Linked DNA regions of Homo sapiens: region 1 is linked to region 2. A link is a contact called in ENCODE Hi-C or POLR2A ChIA-PET data. All regions are on one chromosome and are shown on one strand. Each heading gives the region's core, a stretch centred on a gene start or an enhancer-like site at or near the end of the contact. The rest is flanking DNA. Distances are from core to core; before and after follow the strand shown.

What was found. Hi-C counts contacts between places; a loop is a spot of excess contacts on that map. ChIA-PET counts read pairs that join two places held with the same protein, here RNA polymerase II (POLR2A). Pooled maps may share reads with other maps.
Region 1: a loop to region 2 is called in a map with no recorded cell type, with 10 times the contacts of the local background. The contact joins two enhancer-like sites. A Hi-C loop is called at or near these places in 3 of 168 maps with a recorded cell type or tissue (Caco-2, HepG2 and naive thymus-derived CD4-positive, alpha-beta T cell), 14 of 37 single-sample maps with no recorded cell type and 16 of 50 pooled maps. POLR2A ChIA-PET finds 5 or more read pairs at or near these places in 1 of 52 experiments (activated CD4-positive, alpha-beta T cell).

What each region holds. Positions count from the first base shown.
Region 1 is chr2:168,630,664-168,636,842 of GRCh38, forward strand. It overlaps CERS6 (ceramide synthase 6), which reads left to right. Exons shown (of 10, transcript NM_203463.3): 4 at 322-379. Among named protein-coding and RNA genes, the nearest start is that of MIR4774, 51 kb to the left of the region's middle. RefSeq lists an enhancer at 4,753-4,882. Within about 2 kb of position 4,833, at least 13 of the 41 ENCODE cell types and tissues checked have a DNase peak (open chromatin) inside an H3K27ac peak, as active enhancers do.
Region 2 is chr2:168,342,197-168,348,495 of GRCh38, forward strand. LOC105373734 (a long non-coding RNA gene) reads right to left here. Exons shown (of 6, transcript XR_923559.3): 4 at 6,122-6,286; 5 at 1-2,161. Among named protein-coding and RNA genes, the nearest start is that of STK39, 98 kb to the left of the region's middle. Within about 2 kb of position 5,043, at least 2 of the 41 ENCODE cell types and tissues checked have a DNase peak (open chromatin) inside an H3K27ac peak, as active enhancers do.

The DNA of each region.
Region 1 (6,179 bases), core at 3,583-6,082, 290 kb after region 2:
TTACCAAATCATATCCCTTCATGAGTGATAAACAAGAAGAAGTTCACATGTTGGAGAATGAGAAGATGAGCAGTTGGGCAAATATTGCAATTAACAATGAAAAAATTAAGTTATGAATATAATACTCAAAATATTTTCTATAAGCCATGTATACCAGTGTATGGCTTCAGCTAGCACTGAAATTGCTCATTAAGTTTAATCCTTAGTTGAGGTAGGGGGACAAATTTAATTTAATGAACTCTTTTCCCTCCCTTACATATTTCAGTATATGCTGTGAATATATAAACTGAATGTCACAGATTTTTTTTTAACCTTCTACAGGTGGAGATTTTCATTTTACCTTTATGTATTTACCTACGGAGTCAGATTCCTGAAAAAGGTAGGATCTCTCAAACTATTTTACATGATTCTTATGTAAGTGTATGTCTATATCCTGGTTTTTTTTTTTAATGTGTGACTGTAATAATATTTTAGGTAATCATATCAGGCTTCCTAAGAATTATTTGTGCATTTTCATTTGACTTACAAAAATATTTCGGATGTTGCTAAGTCCCATAGTCACTCCAGTGGGTTATTTATTACTTTTCAGGCATTAGGAAGCTTATAAAATCCATCTGATGCTTTGAAAGAAGTTAGAGTTTCTACATCAATCACACAATTTGAAAACATGAATTGTTGCAGCATGTATTACCACTGTACTCTTCACCAGTAGAAATAACTATATATATTATATAATATATATTATATAATATTATGTAAATATATGTAAATATATATTTATATTATATATTATATAAAAATATAATATATAATATATAATATATAAACTATATATTAATATAATATATATAAACTATTATATAAATACATATTAAATATATTATATTTTTAATATTTATATATTAAATATAATATATATTTAATATTTATATATTAAATATATAATATATTTAATATTTATATAATATATAGCATATTTTATATTTATATTATATATAACATTTTATATTTATATTTATATTTATATATATTTAATTTATATTTATATTATATTTATATTTATATTATATATAACATAATTATATATATTTTCATATTGTATATAATAAAGAAATGTATATTTGTTATATATAATATATATTATATAATTTATTATATATTATATAATATATATTATATAATATATATTATATATTATACATTTATTATGTGTTATATAATTATATATTACATATTATATATATAATATCTGTCTCTCTCTCTCTCGCCTAGTTACTAACAGGGCAGCACTAACTGCTGGTGGAAAATTTCATTTCTTTCATAAGATCATTTCCCCTGCTGTTGCTTTTACTATAATCCTGCATGAACTGAGGGACCGAAATCTATGAAAGTAATTCCTTGTGGCTGCTATAGTCTTTCCAGGTTATTTCAGTTCTTACTGGAACTACTGTCGGGTTAGACTCCTTAAATAAAACCCTGTGAAGGCCTATCTTCTCATAGTCGTACACATATTAACAATAGTGATTTGGCATAACATGGGGAATTATTTTTAAAAGTTCTCTATAGTATTAGCCTCCAAAGTGATATCAGTGTTATCTTTATTTATTACAGAATTTTTGTTAAAATTGGGAATGCACCAAATTTCATGCCTTATTAATCTTGTAAATATTGACATGGAAATTTTAAATACATTTAAGATTTTAAAATCTGGGTTATCAAATATTGTCCGCCTGTGGTGAATTCTATTATAAATAGTGGTTGTTTCCCATTATCATATTGTTTTAGAGGATTGTTTTTTACTTGTAGTCTTTTCCTTTGGTAACTGCACTTATTTTCACTTAATAAGACCATATGGCCCAGAGGCCATTTGAATCGATTTAGAAGGATGAGTTTTACTCTGTGGGGTTTCTGTGTATGAAGAAATTCTCAACTGGAGTAAATAAACATGGTTTAAACGGCTTATTTTGGAATTCTGTTCTAGTTTTCAGATTTACTTATCTAGAAAAAATAGAATGACTATAGCGCTTTTGTGCTTATAACTTTACTACCTTGGAAGAGGAAACAGCTTTGGATGGAATTTCAGCTGATGTGGAGGAGGTGTGCTTCATGGGAAGGTCGGGTTGTTAACTAAGGTCAAGGTTTGGAATTCGTGCCTGGTTCTGTTGGTGAGGGGCTTTGTTGGTGAGAAAGGAAAGAGAGGATGAGCACGTTTTTGCTCTTTTCCTTTAGGCCTGCTGGATATAGCCTCTCTAGCTCTCATACGGCAATGCGGTTATCTGTCATCAGAACAGGAAACACTTTGACGCTTAGCTCTGGTTCACTCTGTCCCTAAACAAATGGAATGGAATGAGAATAATTTTTATCCACCAGTCCTCAGTGAGTCTGCACGAGGCAGTAAGAGGAACTGTCAGTAGAGTGTTTCCTTGGAAATTATTTTTTCTTAAACTAGACCAGTTTTATGCCAATTTCCTTTCAACTGCCTCTGGTTATAACAAATGCTTTTTTTTTTTAATAAAAAAAAAAAGGAAAGGAAAGAAGAACTAGACACTGTTCTTCTTGTTGAATTAATTTGTGTGGGAATTTCTTTCTTTAATTCCATCCAAGCAGCACTCAATTTTTGATGAGCTGTGTAGTTTAGTCTTACTCATAATGCGAAGTAGAAATGCATACATAGAATTCATCTGACTGAAATAGCTTTGGAGGACTTCATAAGCCATCTTGTCCAACCCTCTCATTTCACAGCTCAGGAGGCAGAAATCCAGAAGAGGGTAGGTGGCATTCAGAAGGTCACACAGTTTATTAAAGGCTGAACCTGACAAGAAACACATGCTCCTCTTTCTTATTCCAGAGCTCTCTCCAGTTGGCAAGCCTACCCTAACTGCCCTAACCTCAGCATGATTTCTGAGTGACTTCCTTCTTTGGGTAGCAGGCTTGACCTAGCTGAATCATTATTGCTTATTTGTAGAACTTTAAATACTTCTTTTAATGTATATTTTAAAAATATTTTTATTAACTTTCTTGGAATGGACAATATGTTTGCCCAATCTAAACTGAGACAAAAAAAATTAAAGATGCTGCATCAGAAATAATCAAAACAAGGTAATTCAAATCTGTAGAATACCTTAAATTTCAGAAAATAAGAAGCACATAGTTCTATCAATACAGCATAAATTTGTCTTTGTGTTCAGATTCTTCCAAAAAGTACAGTAGGAAAATTCTCATAATACCAGTGTAGTGGATCCATTTTAAGAGGTTAGAGGCTACAGCTGCCTCTTACTTCTAGAATCAAAAATATGGATTATTACATGTGCTGTTAGAAGAATCCCTGACAGCTTGCACTGATCGGTTTTCTTCTGTCTTTAGGTCAAATGAGCCTGTTGTGTCTCATTTTCTATGGTGGTTTAATAAGCACCTATTCTACCCTAAAAAATAGGGAAGTAGACACTACAGAACAACCTTACAGACATGTTAGTGAACTATTCAGTAAAGTTACTGCTGTGTTGGTAGGAAATATTTAAGCAGTTGAAAGTAAGCCTGACAATATAATCTTATTCTATAATTGCTGTATATAAGAGAGTCTGCTCATACTTATAATTAGCAGAGTCAAATACTTTTGTTAAAGAAGACCTAGAAATACTTAAGGTGCTCTGAAGTCCTAGCAGACAGTGTACACATACAAATTAACACATTTTCCTAGGTTCTATTTTTTCTTATAAACTACATGTCTGATCATGTGGGGTTTTTGTTTGTTTGTTTGTTTGTTTTTTGAGATGGAGTCTCGCTCTGCCGCCCAGGCTGGAGTGTAGTGGTGCAATCTTGGCCCACTGCAACCTACCCCTCCTGGGTTCAAACGATTCTTGTGCCTCAGCCTCCCAAGTAGCTGGGATTATATGCCTGTGCCACCATGACAGGCTAATTTTTATATTTTTAGTACAGATGGGATTTCACCATGTTGGCCAGGCTGGTCTCGAACTCCTGACCTCAGGTGATCTGCCTGCCTCGGCCTCCCAAAGTGCTGGGATTATAGGTGTGAGCCACCACACCCGACACATGTGGTACATTTTGTATCACAATTCATTTCGCACACACGCATGTATGTAAAAGAAAAGTTACTCAAGATATACCTATGTCTAATTTCAATATCAGTCAGGGGTCCATAGGAGATAGAAACCCCAGAAGTTAATTTTAGGAGTGACTGTAATATAAAGAATCATTAACCAGAGGGAACCATCAAGCCTGTGTTGCTCAAAGTAAATTGATCTACTGTTTACTACCAGTCTGCAATGAGATAAGAAGCTTGCACCTGAATGTAAAGCAGCTCCTCCTGATTTTTGAAAAAGTCTATCTATGAAGAAAAGTTAGCTGAAAACAGTGTGCTTAGTGATCCAGTTAATTTACCTCGAGTGTAAGCTCCTTATGTTGTTGTGGACTTGTAACAGACATTTCAAGGACTGGGCCTCACCCATTAGCACCCCACTGAGGTATAGTGGAGGTAGTAATAGCAGGAAGGCACTGCCACTGTGAGGACAAGGGGATTACAGAACATAGAGGCTCAAAGGAAGAGCCATGGAGCCAGAGAAGACTTCTGACAAGGGGACACTGACCAGCTGGTGTCCCTGAGGGAGCATGAGGGGCTTGGCTCTGGGAATGTGGAAAAACTACAAATTGGAACCAGCTGCTGCTGCTGGAATGAACTGCTACTGCTGGAGTGAAGATGCACTGCTGGGTGGGTGTGGAGGCAGGGGATGAACGTGATGACAAGAACTAGAAGCAAAACAGAAAGGAGCAAGTCCCATCTTCCTCTTGCAGCCTTCCAGCCTTCCTCAAGTGCTTCTAAGAAGCTAAACTTGGCAAGGCACCAGCTCCTTAAAGCCAGCAGAAGTGCGGCTTGCACAGTCTCTGCTCTGAGACCGGCAGCAGTATCTCAATAACTAGCCCAATTGTCTCATATTGCTGCATTCTGAAATGTACTCTGATAAATCTTATTATAACCTATTTTATTACATTTTTAAAACATGAAGGTTGCCCCATTACATTGACTTCATGACTAACTGCTGGGTGAAAACTTGTGGTTGAGAGTGCCCCGTCAGACTGAGTCCTTTGCCCACTCCCTTAGACTTTCTGAATCCAACCTTAACTAAGGTGCAGCCTTTCATTCTTCATGCGGTGTTCTCAAATTCAACACACAAAGCCACGAAGTGTTCCCTGGTTTCATACTTTGAGATGTTCTCTTTTGTTTATTGCTTAGTTCGGAATCTTTCTGAAATGGGAACAAGATTGTAATTTTTTTTGCCTATTTTGAGACTGAAAATAGAATTTGTCTAGCCATTAGAATATGAGTCCATTTAAGATTTTGTTCTCTGTGTCATTTTAAAAATCTTAAAATTGCTTGGACTATGTTGCTGTTTAAGGAGGCTTTAAATTTGGTTTTAATGAAAATGACCCCCATGAAATACTTCTATAAGAAGTGCACATGATATATAATACTAACATTGGGAAGGGACCCTAAAGATCACCTATCCCAAATTTCCCATTTCAGAAAACAAAAACCAATTTCAGAAAGATGAATTGACTTGCCCGAAGCAAAACTGGAAGCCTGTTTTGCTGTCTTTGGACTGTCTAGGTTAAAAACAATAACAACAACAACAACTTAGATAAGTTTTAAAAAGCTAGCAGTTTAAGTAACTTTTTATTAGTAAATTTACCTTACTAATGAAAACTAAAAGTCACATCAGTATAGAATGATAAGTTGGAAGTCAAGATTGAGATTTCAGTCTTGACCCTGCTCATTATACTTAATGGAACCTTTGCTCTCTGAAAGCTCATTTTTCTCATCTGTAAGATGGGAAAAGAGAGGTGGTCTCTGCTGGGAATTATTTGTGTAAGTCCATTGTCATCCCTTCACATAAAAAATACTGTTCTGTTGCTGCCTCCTACTCCGTAAGACCCGTTGTCCTGGCTGTGCTTCGATGCTTACAAATAGGTAAACATCTGCAACAAAAAGATCTTGAATAACGAAAGGAAATTCTTCAGTGCTGCTGCTTATTGCATCTTCCTTTCCCTCTTCTACCTACATCTACCCTCTTGCATATGTTCTGATTCTCCTCGTCCCTTTCATTTACCCTACCTCATTTTCCTTCTGTGTTGGCTTGTGGCTGGCATTCTATCTGAGAGGGCAT
Region 2 (6,299 bases), core at 3,793-6,292:
TCAAGCAGCCAGCATGGTTAAGTGACAGAGGACAGGGTCTCCTTTCCTATGGATCCTATCATACTTCTTGGAACTATAGTATATAATATTTACATAATCAGAATACATTTTTTGAGATTGGATTTTACATTTTTTGAAAATTTAAATTTTTTGACAAAGTACATAAGACATTTTGTCAAAAATTTAAATTTTTTGACAAATCACACGACATATCTATAGAAAAGTACAAATTTAAACTGAATAATTTAAAAATTATTAATATGACTAACATTTAAAAGAAAGAGGTAGAGATAGCACAAGTATGGTAAACTTGGCCAGGTGTGGTGGCTCACGCCTGTAATACCAGCACTTCGGGAGGCCAAGGTGGGTGGATCACCTGAGGTCAGGAGTTCGAGACCAGCCTGGCCAACATGGTGAAACCCTGTCTGTACTGAAAATAAAAAAAATTAGCTGGACGTGGTGCGGGCACCTGTAATCCCAGCTACTTGGGAGGCTGAGGCAGGAGAATTGCTTGAACCTGGGAGGCGGAGGTTGCAGCGAGCCGAGATTGTGGCACTGCACTCTAGGCTGGGCAATGGAGTGAGACTCCCTCTCAAAAAAAAAAAAAAAAAAAGTATGGTAAACTCAGCTGTCATCGAGGCAAGACAACAGATACTTTCTAAAACAGATAAATCAAGAACTATATGTATTTAAAGTTGAAATGTTAAGTACTAGAAGAAAAACACGAAAGCAACAATAGCAACATCGCAACTCTGGGGAATGGAAGTTGGAATGGAGGGTGAGAGAAAGGGATACTTAAATTTCCATTTCAGAATTCCTGTGCATTACATTTGAGTAAATTTTAAAACTCAGATACAGAGAATACTTTAACTAGTATTAAATACTGCACTAATATTAAATCTTAAAATAGAGACATCCTCATCAATAAGAAAATGCTTACCTAATATATATTTATTAAATTTCATATAGATCTTAGAAAAATGAAGTACATGTAAAGATGTGGACATTATGGAAGGATATCCATGATGTAGCATTAGGTGACAGAAGTGATTTGTAGAGCAATATGGTTAGAATGCCCTTTTATGTCAAAATTTTCATGTTCACATATACAGTTACATGTCACATATGTAAGTACACATTTGTGGATGCAAGAAAAACTGTATAGGGATGTGTCCCCAAACACTTTGGAATGTAGAGAAGGAAAGATTTTTGTGTTTCACACTTACCTGCTTTTTTTTTTAACTTTAAAAAAAAAGCAGCATGCATGTTCTAGTCGTTATTAATGATAAAGTTATAATTTAGAATGTGAGTTTGCATTATGGCACTTTCTCTTACCAGCTGTGTAATAAGGGGAGAGTCATGCTACCTACCCCTTTGCACCTCAGTTTCCCCATCTTTACACAGAAGAACTCGCATCCATTGCACTGTGGTATGTGTAGATGAAATGTTCCAAAGGAAATGCACCAATGTATCCTAGCAGCTTGTAGGGATTTGATACAAATTATATCCTTTCCTCTTTCTCCTTTCAGAATGAGAAATGGCAGCCAGGGTGACTCAGGAAGAGGGTTGGGTGGAGGGTGGAAAGTGAAGGGTGGAGGGCGGAGGAATGATTCAGACAGACACTATTTAAAAACAGCCCTCAGATGCACTAGGACGAAGCCATCTCCAGCTCCAAGATAACAACCCTCCCCTTTCCTACAATTTTCTTCCAGTTCCCACCCCAATCCTTTCTCTCCTAGGCACCTCTTAATATCTGTTTTAACCCAGCTTTATCCGTATAAAATGTTCGGAGGTTATTAAAATGTTCCAAGATAGAAACAGCCTCCTTTTTTCCTGCCCCTAAGTCATCACGCTACTTACTGTTGAGTACCTGATGCACTAAGTTCCTGAAGAGTAGAGTTCTGGCCAGGTGTGGTGGCTCACACCTGTAATCCCAGCAGTTTGGGAGGCCAAGGCAGGTGGATTACCTGAGGTCAGGAGTTCGAGACCACCCTGGCCAACATGGCGAAACCCCATCTTTACTAAAAATACAGAAACACCTGTAGTCCCAGCTACTTGGAAGGCTGGGGCAGGAGAATCGCTTGAACCCAGTAGGTGGAGGTTGTGGTGAGCCAGGATGGTGCCACTGCATTCCAGCCTGGGCAACAGGGTGAGACTGCATCTGAAAATAAAAAAAGTAGAGCTCTGTTTTGTGATTTTTTTCCTCCAGGGCCTAACACAATGACTAACACATGGTACTTAATGTGTACTGAATAACTCCAGAAAAACCTTTCTTGGTTCTTTCCATACCATTCCCATTACTCTTATGCCAGGATCACAGTTAATTAATTAATTAGATTAATTAACCCCCAAACCAAAAAAAAAAACAACCATTTTCAAGGAAGTAATACATGTAAAATAGCTGATACTTATTTGCTTACTAACACAAATGCACAAATTGGTGGAAGTTCAGACTGAGGTACTGGTTTAGTGGAAGGAGGAAAACAGAATACTTCCAGTCACTGGATTTTTCTAAGTGCTGGCTACTTTAAGTCAAACTACTCAGATGTCTAGGATCTGGCTTTCGTTGACTGTTCTGAAGGGTCTTTGTTAGTTGTACGTCAGTGGAAAAGAGACTGAGATGATGGTATTTGGTTGGGATGCAGCAGTCTCAACAACCCAATCCAGTCCTACCTCAACCATGTGTCACACTCCTAGCCGCAGCTGCCCATGGAACAGAGAGCAAAGCCAGGCCATTGCATGCATTTTATTGCCATGAGGATTTCATCGCCATCCTCAACACAGATCCCAGCTGAGCTATTCTGGACCATGTTGATGATGCTTTGTGCCAAGGGTAGACATAGACTGAAGGAGGTGTGCACCACGGAAAGTAGGCTGGCAACTTCTTCTAAAACAGCTTCCAATTCTCTGTGCTCCAGCTTTCACCAATCCAGTGTTGAGGAACAGACAGCCTCTCAAGCAGATGCAGCCCTTCCCCAACAACCCACCATCCTCAGGACTCCTCTTTGGAGAAGCAGCAAGGGAAGAGGTAGTGCAAGGAGAGTGGTGAGGAGTAGCTAGAGGCTCACAGCTTCTTAGCTGGGACCTCCGGAGTCCTCCTGGGTGATGGTTGCTAGAGAAGTGAGCGGCAAGGTGGGGGACTTAGTCTCCTGGTTTTTAAATCCCAGGTTCTTCTGAGGAACCCCAGAACAACTTCCTGCTGTCTCTAATTCCTCCTCCCTACAGCTGACTTTGGAATTGCTTGGCTTGGCGTTGTTGACATGATAATAATTATAGTCATTTTCATTAATTGCTCCCTATTAGAGCCTAATTGCCATGGAGTACAATAAAATTATGCACATCATTCAATGTGCCATATTAACTTCAGATTTTATTCCATTATAACAGTAGATTTGGTTCACTTTTACATATTACTGCTCACACGACTTAGTTATATACACTTTTTTTTTTTTGATAGACAAAAACAAACCTATTTCAAGTAGCCAAATCAGTGTAACCAGCAGGGGAGCCTCACGGGGGACTGGGACTAAGAAAAGGGAAGTTGTCTTTTTTCTGTGCTTCCCCTTTGTTCTTTTCTCTTTCTTCTGGTTATCTTTTTCTGCCTCTCCATGCACGTGGCAGCACATGCTCTTCCACAGTGGGCTCCTGATGTTTGATGACCTCCATTCAAGTGACAAGCCTAGACTGATGGCTATTTTCATTCTGCTTCCAAATTCCCAGGAGAAAGTGTCCAAGTAACTCAGCTTGGTTGATTATTTCTGATTCAATCAAGTGTGGTCAATAGGATGGCATGACAGTTCAAGAATTTCAGGGGCTCCCAACCTACGGGTGGTTGGGTGTGTGAGGGTGGTGGTAGAGAAGATCTCCAGTTTGCAGGGGTCCCCATGGTTGCGGACCTGTACCAGTCTGTGGCCTGTTAGGAATGGGATTGTACAGCAGTAGGTGAGCGGCTGGTGAGAATGAGCATTACTGCCTCTGAGCTCTGCCTCCTGTCAGATCAGCAAGTGACATTAGATTCTCATAGGAGCGTGAACCCTATTGTGAACTGTGCATGCGAGGGATCTAGGTTGCACACTCCTTATGAGAATCTAATGCCTGATGATCTGAGGTGGAACAGTTTCATCCTGAAACCACTCCCACCCCGACCCCCTGCCTGGTCTGTGGAAAAATTGTCTTCCACAAAGATGGTCCCTCGTGCCAAAAAAAGTTGGGGACTGCTGCTTTGAGGCTTTCTGTAAGGTGGGGGGTAATAATGCAGAGAACCTGTCTCTTGGGGTGGTGGTGAGTGCTGCAACTGGCATTATTCACAGGGTACTTTGCACAGTGCTGGCACATAGAAATCACTGAATATAATGTTTACCATTATTGCTGTTATTATTATCTCTTTGGGTCCTTAAAACATTTTTTCAGGATTTTTAGGTGGGTATTATTTCAAAATCCATAAAATACACCTAAAGATTTATATGAGAAGAATCCAAAAATCTCAGGGAAATCATATGAAAGAAATTATTTGTTTTCCTCAAATCTCTGAACGACAGTTTAAACATTTTCACACACTAGATCTAATTTTGGAGAGCTTGGAAACCTGGCCTGTAAGATTTCACTAATCCAGGAGGGGGCAGGCTTCCCAAACACAAATGTCCTCTGCTGAGGAGCCGTGGCTCCAGGAGAAACAAAGGCGCGTCGGTGAGAGCCGTTTCAGAAATCTAGTATTACCTTCAAAAAAATGTAAGAAATCAAAAGCAACTGGCCTAGAAGAATCCCTGGCTGTGTCATCCAGAGGCACCTTGTCACCTGCCAGGCCAGGTCGGCTGTAAGCTTGTGAAGTAAGCAAAAGAAATTTCCCGTGTCCCCACCCACTCCTATCTTTGCTTTTGTTTCTGGTCCTCTGCCCGCTTCCTGCCTGTGCCTTCCTCATTAGTCTTTGTTCCCCTCTCCCATGACAATCTATCTTTGGGAAAAATAACTGTGATTTAAATGTTTATAGAAGTAAGGATCCTAGGAATATTAGGTCGCTTCAAACACTTTCAAGCGCGTGATAGTCACTAACAAGGGAACTAGCCCTACCAGGACTAGTATTAAGAGAGATGGAGGATTCGTGGCTTAAAGCAAGGGCATTGAAGGTAGATAGGGCTGGGTTTCAATCCTGGCTTTGGTGATAACACATTGCCAGCTCTGTGACCACTTCCCAGCTCCTTTACCCTGGGTAAGTTACTAAGCCTCTTTCTCCTCATGTGTAGAAGGAGGGTAGTGTTAGAACCTATCCCAGGATTTCCTCAGGATTAAAAAGGAGTGTGCATGTCTAGTACATAGTATTTGGCACATAAGACATATCAACTGTAGTTGTTATTATAATAAAAGTTTTATTATAGTGATATGACGTTAATAAATTATTACAGTAATATAATTTTTTATTACTTTGGTTTTTTTTTATCATGGTCCTATTTTATACCACACATTAGACAATTTCTGGTGTATTACCTTTAGGTCTGAACTGGAGGAAAAGGATACATTTTAAATGAAACATGACATGTTAGAACACAGAAAAAAATGAGCGGGATGAAGTTTCTGGAAACTCCTATAAAAATTTGTTGAAAGAGTTGTGGTCATTGGAACTGAAAAGTATGAGAATAAGAGCTTAAGAGCATGCATCTTGAAATGCAGGAACGGCTGGAGGGAATCCCGAGGGGCCTGGACAACCCTAATCCTCTAGATCAGGAAGGTTTTGCCCTTGTTTCTGTTAGTTGCCCAAGGGGAATTACTGCCCCCACCTCAGTTTATGTTTATTTCTCAGTTTAGAGGTTTTCAGAACCAATGGAATGACAGACCCATGATTACAAACTCTCAAGGGAAACTTTTCCCCTAGAGCCCAGACCACTGAGATAGAAAATCACCTTTATTGTCTCCCTGAGCCGATGGGTGCATTTCCTGATTCATTCCCTCACTCTGAGTATAGCCCTTCTGAAGACCAGGATTTCTGCAGGGGTTGCAGTTCCAACACCCAGCATTCTGTATCTCCAGGCCTCACATTCTGCCCTGGCCTGAGCATTCTAATCCAAGCCTCTAGGTGGCCAAGCCAGGCAACTCCCACCCTGAGTGGCTCTAGCATACATGCACGTACTCACTGCTCTGATTTTTCCTTCTCACTTCATCTTTGACTCCAGGAACTTTCTTTACTTTCTTCCAGCATTCAGCCATGTCTTAAAGGAGACTTGTTTTACTGGATCCAGAATTTCTGATTATTGTGGAGCTACATGGTTTTTGGATTGTTTAGTTGACCATACACCTAGAGGCAGAAA